Linked DNA regions of Homo sapiens: region 2 is linked to region 1. A link is an interaction called in ENCODE POLR2A ChIA-PET data of the cell type or tissue named here. Cell type or tissue: HCT116. All regions are shown on one strand. Each heading gives the region's core, and the rest is flanking DNA. Links, peaks and the distances in the headings are about the cores only. Region 1 holds the start of TUBB3 (tubulin beta 3 class III). Region 2 has its middle 30 kb from the start of DBNDD1.

What was found. ChIA-PET counts read pairs that join two places held together with the same protein. Peaks named below come from ENCODE experiments on the same cell type or tissue, not always from the same donor. Only the 100,000 strongest peaks of a DNase experiment are listed, where the experiment ranks them.
Region 2: POLR2A ChIA-PET joins it to region 1 with 5 read pairs; 18 of 35 experiments call an interaction of 5 or more read pairs at or near these places.

Annotation. Positions count from the first base shown.
Region 1 is chr16:89,921,092-89,923,925 of GRCh38, forward strand. TUBB3 (tubulin beta 3 class III) reads left to right here and starts at 2,251. Exons shown (of 4, transcript NM_006086.4): 1 at 2,251-2,367. The coding sequence starts at 2,311. RefSeq lists enhancers at 1-77, 964-1,847, 1,770-2,064 and silencers at 1,918-2,007, 2,028-2,177, 2,258-2,507. In HCT116, for the core only: a CTCF peak has its summit at 1,862; DNase peaks (open chromatin) are centred at 790, 1,440, 1,770 and 2,210; H3K4me3 peaks cover 2,500 bases; H3K27ac peaks cover 2,500 bases.
Region 2 is chr16:89,987,497-89,990,456 of GRCh38, forward strand. It overlaps the pseudogene AFG3L1P. Among named protein-coding and RNA genes, the nearest start is that of DBNDD1, 30 kb to the right of the region's middle. RefSeq lists a silencer at 880-1,054. In HCT116, for the core only: no CTCF peak of the experiment used is centred there; no DNase peak of the experiment used is centred there.

The sequences.
Region 1 (2,834 bases), core at 273-2,772:
CAGGTGAGGAAGCCACAGCCCCAGAGGCCCCAAATGCCTGGGGAGTGTGGAGGTCCCAACCAGGCTTGCGCTGACCCTGCTTCTCGGTTTTCTCTCCGTGCTGACAAACCCCAGCCTAGAGGAAGGACGAGCAGGTGCAGCAGGGCCCCAGTCCCCTCCACTCTTGACGCTGTCCTAGCTGCAGAAGAGGCGGGTTCCCAGCCTTCCCTGTGACCACATGTGACCTCAGCCGGGACACATCCCTTTGCTGGCCCTGGCCCTGAGTCCCTCCAGCCATGATGAGCCGTGAATGGGACCATCCCTGTCCACTCTGAGATGCCTGGAAGGGGGCTCAGTGCAGGTGGGCTGGGGGCTGGGTCTGCTGTCTGCCCAGCACTGCCATTCTGGGAGTAGGCAGGTGGGGAAGGGGTCGGGGGTGGAGGGTCTGTGTTCAGCCAGTCCTGGGAAATGCTTGATGTGAGGCTTCTGAAGATGGCAGTGAGGCAGAGGCCCAGCCGGCGGAGAAGTCCCTGGGAGTGAGTACCTGGGGATGAACTATGCTGCCTGGTGCTGGGGAGCAGTGGCGCCCCTGGGCCATCCCTCTGCTGAAACCTGGGCGTCTCGCTGAAGAGACCACCTCCATTTCCTCTGCAGAGACTGAGCACTCAGTCAGCCCCCTTCCTGGGACAGGCTCAATGGAGGCTGCAGGGCCATCAGCCGACTCCTACGCAGGCTCAGTCAGCAGCCCCCTGGCCAGCCCCACCCCTGACTGCCGGCCTCAGAACTGGGAGCTGCTTCCTGGCAGGGCCCGCCTCTGCTGGGAGACCGGACGGTGAGTCAGCCTTAAGCCCGGCACCAGACCCCTCTGAGGATGGAGCAGGAGCTGGCTGCCCTGAGGCTGCAAAACTTCTTCCCTCGTGGAGACAGGGAGGCACCTCAGACACTCACCCCGGACTCCCTTGAACAGGGACAGGGAGGAACCCCAGGCAGCTAGACCCCAGCAGCAGCCACACGAGCACACTGTGGGGCAGGGAGGGGCATCTCTTGAGAACAAAAGATCCATTTCTCGACTTTCCAAACTGGAGAGCTTCTTGAGAGAAAAGAGAGAGACAGGTACAGGTCCACGCCACCCACACACAGCCCTGTGCACACAGACCGGACACAGGCGTCCACAGGCAAGTTCGCAGCTGCTCATTTTGTGAAGTGAATGCTGATTTGGGGGCCGGGTGGGGTTCGTCTGTACATCGTGCACTGTCAGACCCTTCCTGAAGGATTTTTGTTACTGAAGTATCAGAAGGCCCTTGTTCTAAGGTGGTGGCACTGTAATATCTGGCCCAGGAGGAGGTCAGTGCCGTGCCGGCGAGTCCTTTGCTCCCTTCCTTCTCTGACCAGTAAACGCATCTCCAGTCGCTCCCCCGAGGCCCCCCTGCACGCAGTCTCCGACCTCAGAGAGTGAGTCAGATAGAAGCCGCTGCCCACCCTCCCCCACCCTGGCCGGGTTCTTGCCTGGCTTGTGCGTCCTTGTGACAATTCCTGACACGGATGCGCACCGGGCAGTGGCACGTCCAGGTGCTGTGCGCGCCCGGGCCCACAAAGCTCCTTTGGACGCTCATGGCAGCCCCTTGGTGGAGGAGGTCGGGTGCCCACCCCCTCCCCGCCCACTGCGGAAGCCGGCGACCCACGGAGCTCGCTCTCGGCCGCCGCCACCCCTCTGTGTTCGCGCCCTTCCGAGCTCTGATCCGACGCTTTGTTTCTTCTCAGTGGGTTCAGGGCCTGGGCCAGCCTTTACCTACCTCCCCCACCCAAAACCGGCAAAAGCTCAGAGCACCTTGTCTGCCAAAAGACAGGGAGCTGGGATGGTGCGGGTTGGTCTCTAAACCGGCGTGGGGAAAAAAGACCCTCCGTACAAAGCCGCAGGGTGGGGCTGTCGCAAGGGCGGAACCGAGAGGGTAGCTGGGGGCGGGGTTCCCAGGGCCAAGAGGGGCCATTGTCCTCCCTGGAGCCCGGCGCCCCCACAGCCAGCTCCTCTGGGAGACAGCCCCTCCTTTCGAATGCGCGGGGCCCTCAGACCGCGCCCGGCCCAGCGCTGGGGGATCCTTGGCTGCGGGAGGGGCGCCGCATTGCGCGCGGCGGGCGGGGACGCGCGGTGCGGAGCCTGCGGGCCGGGCGGGGCTCTGCGGCGGCGCCTCCCGATTGGCCACCCGCGGTGACATCAGCCGATGCGAAGGGCGGGGCCGCGGCTATAAGAGCGCGCGGCCGCGGTCCCCGACCCTCAGCAGCCAGCCCGGCCCGCCCGCGCCCGTCCGCAGCCGCCCGCCAGACGCGCCCAGTATGAGGGAGATCGTGCACATCCAGGCCGGCCAGTGCGGCAACCAGATCGGGGCCAAGGTGAGGCTGCGCGCCCCGGCCTGTCCCGGGCCCCGGGGCGGGAGGAGGGAGGCGCCGTGCCCCGCGGGCCGCACCTCCAGCTGCCCCCGCCCCTGCGAACCTGCAACAAAGGGATGCGCCCAGCGCCGCGCCGGGCGGCCGGGACGCGGGGCCCCCGCCCTGGGACTCTCGCCTGCACCTCTCTGCCCCTGCCCAGGTGACCTCGGGCTGTCGAGGCGCAGCTCACGTCAGTCGCGAAGCCTCAGCCCCCTCCACACCTGCGCCCCCTCCACACCTGCACCCCCTCCACCGGGCCTCCGCAGGTGCAGCTGGGAGCCCTGTCTGGGCGTGGCCCTCTTTTTTGGGGCCGCGGCATAGCCTTGAGTGAGACGGGTGGGGTAGGCAGGTTTGGGTGGGGTGGGGGGTTCTCCTCACAGCCGTGATTTCCTCGGCCCGAACCCCCCACTGGAGTAGCCGAACGTCCCCCG
Region 2 (2,960 bases), core at 151-2,650, 66 kb after region 1:
GACTAGAGCCTTCAGAATTGGAGAGGCCTCGTGCTTGATGGACTTTGACACATTTAAAAGAAAGAGGCCGGGTGCGGTGGCTCACGCCTGTAATCCCAGCACTTTGGGAGGCCAAGGCGGGCGGATCATGAGGTCAGGAGACCGACACCATCCTGGCTAACATGGTGAAACCCCGTCTCTACTAAAAATACAAAAAATTAGCCGGGCGTGGTGGCGGGCGCCTGTAGTCCCAGCTACTCGGGAGGCTGAGGCAGGAGAATGGTGTGAACCTGGGAGGCGGAGCTTGCAGCGAGCCGAGATCTCGCCACTGCACTCCAGCCTGGGCGACAGAGTGAGACTCCTTCTCAAAAAAAAAAAAAAAAAGAGGCCGAGGGCCGGGCGTGATGGCTCACAGAGGTAATCCCAGTGCTTTGGGAGGCTGAGGAGGGAGGATCACCTGAGACTAGGAGTTCGAGACCAGCTGGGCAACATAGTGAGACTGCGTATCTATAAAAAGTTAAAAAATTATCTGTTGTGGTGGCATGCATGCCTGTGGTTCTAGCTACTCAGGAGGTTGAGGCAGGAGAATCTCTTGAGCCTGGGAGTTCAAGGTTACTGTGATCATGCCACTGCCCACCAGCCTGGGTGACAGTGAGACCCTCTCTCAAAAAAAGGAAAAAACCCTGCTACCTTTTGTGTAGCAACACAAAGTCCTAGAGCGGTCTCCTCTAAGAGACAGAGTTTTGCTTTGTCATCCAGGCTGGAGTGTAGTTGTGTAGTCATGGCTCACTGCAGACTTGAACTCCCAGGCACAAGCAATCCTCTTACCTCAGCCTCCTGAGGAGCTGGAACTACAGGCACACGCCACCATGCCCAACTAATTTTTGTATTTTTACTAGAGACAGGGTTTCACCAGGTTGTTTAGGCTGGTCTCGAACTCCTTACCTCAGGTGATCCACCTGCCTTGGCCTCCCATAGTGCTGGGATTACAGGTGTGAGCCGCCACACCCGGTCATTTTTATAAATTTTTTTAGAGACGGAGTCTTGCCACGTTGCCCAGGCTGGTCTTGAACTTCTGGGCTCAAGAGATCCTCTCACCGTGGCTTCCCAAAGTGCTGGGATTACAGACGTGACTCACCGTGCCTGGCATGAAGGTGCTATTTCTGACCTCCTGAGTGTGACAAGTAGTTCTCTTGGATTTTCCAGCTCTTTCTTGTGAAGTCTGGTGCCCACCCTTCTCCTGGTTGGCATTCTCGTCTATGCTGCCAGGAGGGGCCTTATGGGATCCAGGCGCAGTAGACGAGGAGGGGGCCTCTTCGGTGTTGGTGAGACAGCAGCCAAGATCTTAAAAAGCAACATCGATGTGTTATTTGCAGACGTAGCTGGGTGCGAAGAATCAAATTGGAAATTATGGAATTTGTGAATTTCCTGAAGAATCCCAAGCAGTATCAGGACTTAGGAGCAAAAATTCCAAAGGTATTGATTTTGGAAAACATAGTAATACTCTGAGCTCCACATAGATGGCTGTGGGTCAGAGTCGGTTCTTACTCCTGTTTTATTAATTTAATATTAATTACATAGAACAACAGGTACAACTTGTATGAACAGGCTTGGGATCAGATGTAGTTGCCTCTTGGTAAGCCCGTGACCCAGCCAGCGGCTAGGTGTGTGCAGCCAGACGGCGGCTACGTGTGTGCGGGCAGTCAGCCAGCGCGTTGCAGGTGGTGTGGGTCAGGGTGCTGGATCTGGCTGCTGGGCACACAGAGCAAGTTTATCTCTTCGTGCCATTTTGGGGTCATGACTCTTTGGGGGCCTGAGAGAAGCCATGGATTTTTTTTCCCAGAAATATTTGCATTCACAGAAACTCGATTCACACACCCTTTTAACTCACCTCTGGGCTTTGGACCAGGCTGACATCCAGATCCTTGCAGTGGCCTTGCACCCCCACCCCCCAGCACCTCCCGATGGGGTGGGCATTCACTGGGCAGTTTGTTCCAAACAACAAATAATGATTATACCAAGCACCGGGAACCTGGGGCGGAGCCAGAAGGTGACAGACCTGTTTTCCACTTTGATGAGCATGAGGCTGGGAAGCAGGTGTGTGTGACAGATGTGCAGAGCCTGGGGCCTTCTGCTCCTGTTGGAGCTCCACTGGCAGCTGCCATTCACCTCAGCTCATAGTCAGGTGCTGCAGTGGGTGGTTCTCTTTGCCTTTCAGAATTTTTTTTTTTTTTTTTTTTTGAGACGGAGTCTCGCTCTGTGGCCCAGGCGGGAGTGCAGTGGCGCAATCTCGGCTCACTGCAACCTCCACCTCCCGGGTTCACGCCATTCTCCTGCCTCAGCCTCCCGAGTAGCTGGGACTACAGGCGCCCACCATCACGCCCGGCTAATTTTTTTTGTATTTTTAGTAGAGACGGGGTTTCACCGTGTTAGCCAGGATGGTCTCGATCTCCTGACCTCGTGATCCGCCCGCCTCGGCCTCCCAAAGTGCTGGGATTACAAGCGTGAGCCACCGCGCCCGGCCTTTTTTTTTTTGGAGACAGAGTCTTGCTCTGTTGCCCAGGCTGGAGTGCAGTGGTGCGATCTTGGTTCACTGCAACCTCCACCTCCCGGGTTCAAGCTATTCTCCTGCCTCAGCCTCCTGAGAAGCTGGAATTAACAGTTGTGTATCACCACGCCCAGCTAATTTTTGTAATTTTAGTAGAGACAGGATTTCACCATGTTGGCCAGGCTGGTCTCAAACTCCTGACTTCAGGTGATCCACCTGCCTTAGCCTCCCAAAGTGCTGAGATTACAGGTGTGAGCGATCGCATCCTTTTTTTTTTTTTAATTTATATCTATTGCTGCTGAACAAATTACAGTTTTTTTTTCATATGCATGTATTTGCTGGGGAAAATCTGTATGATGGAGTGGGTGAGGCAGTCAGGTACCAAGAAAGGCCCCTCACGTGGTGTGTTGGTCCCCCTTTCCCAGCAGGCAGG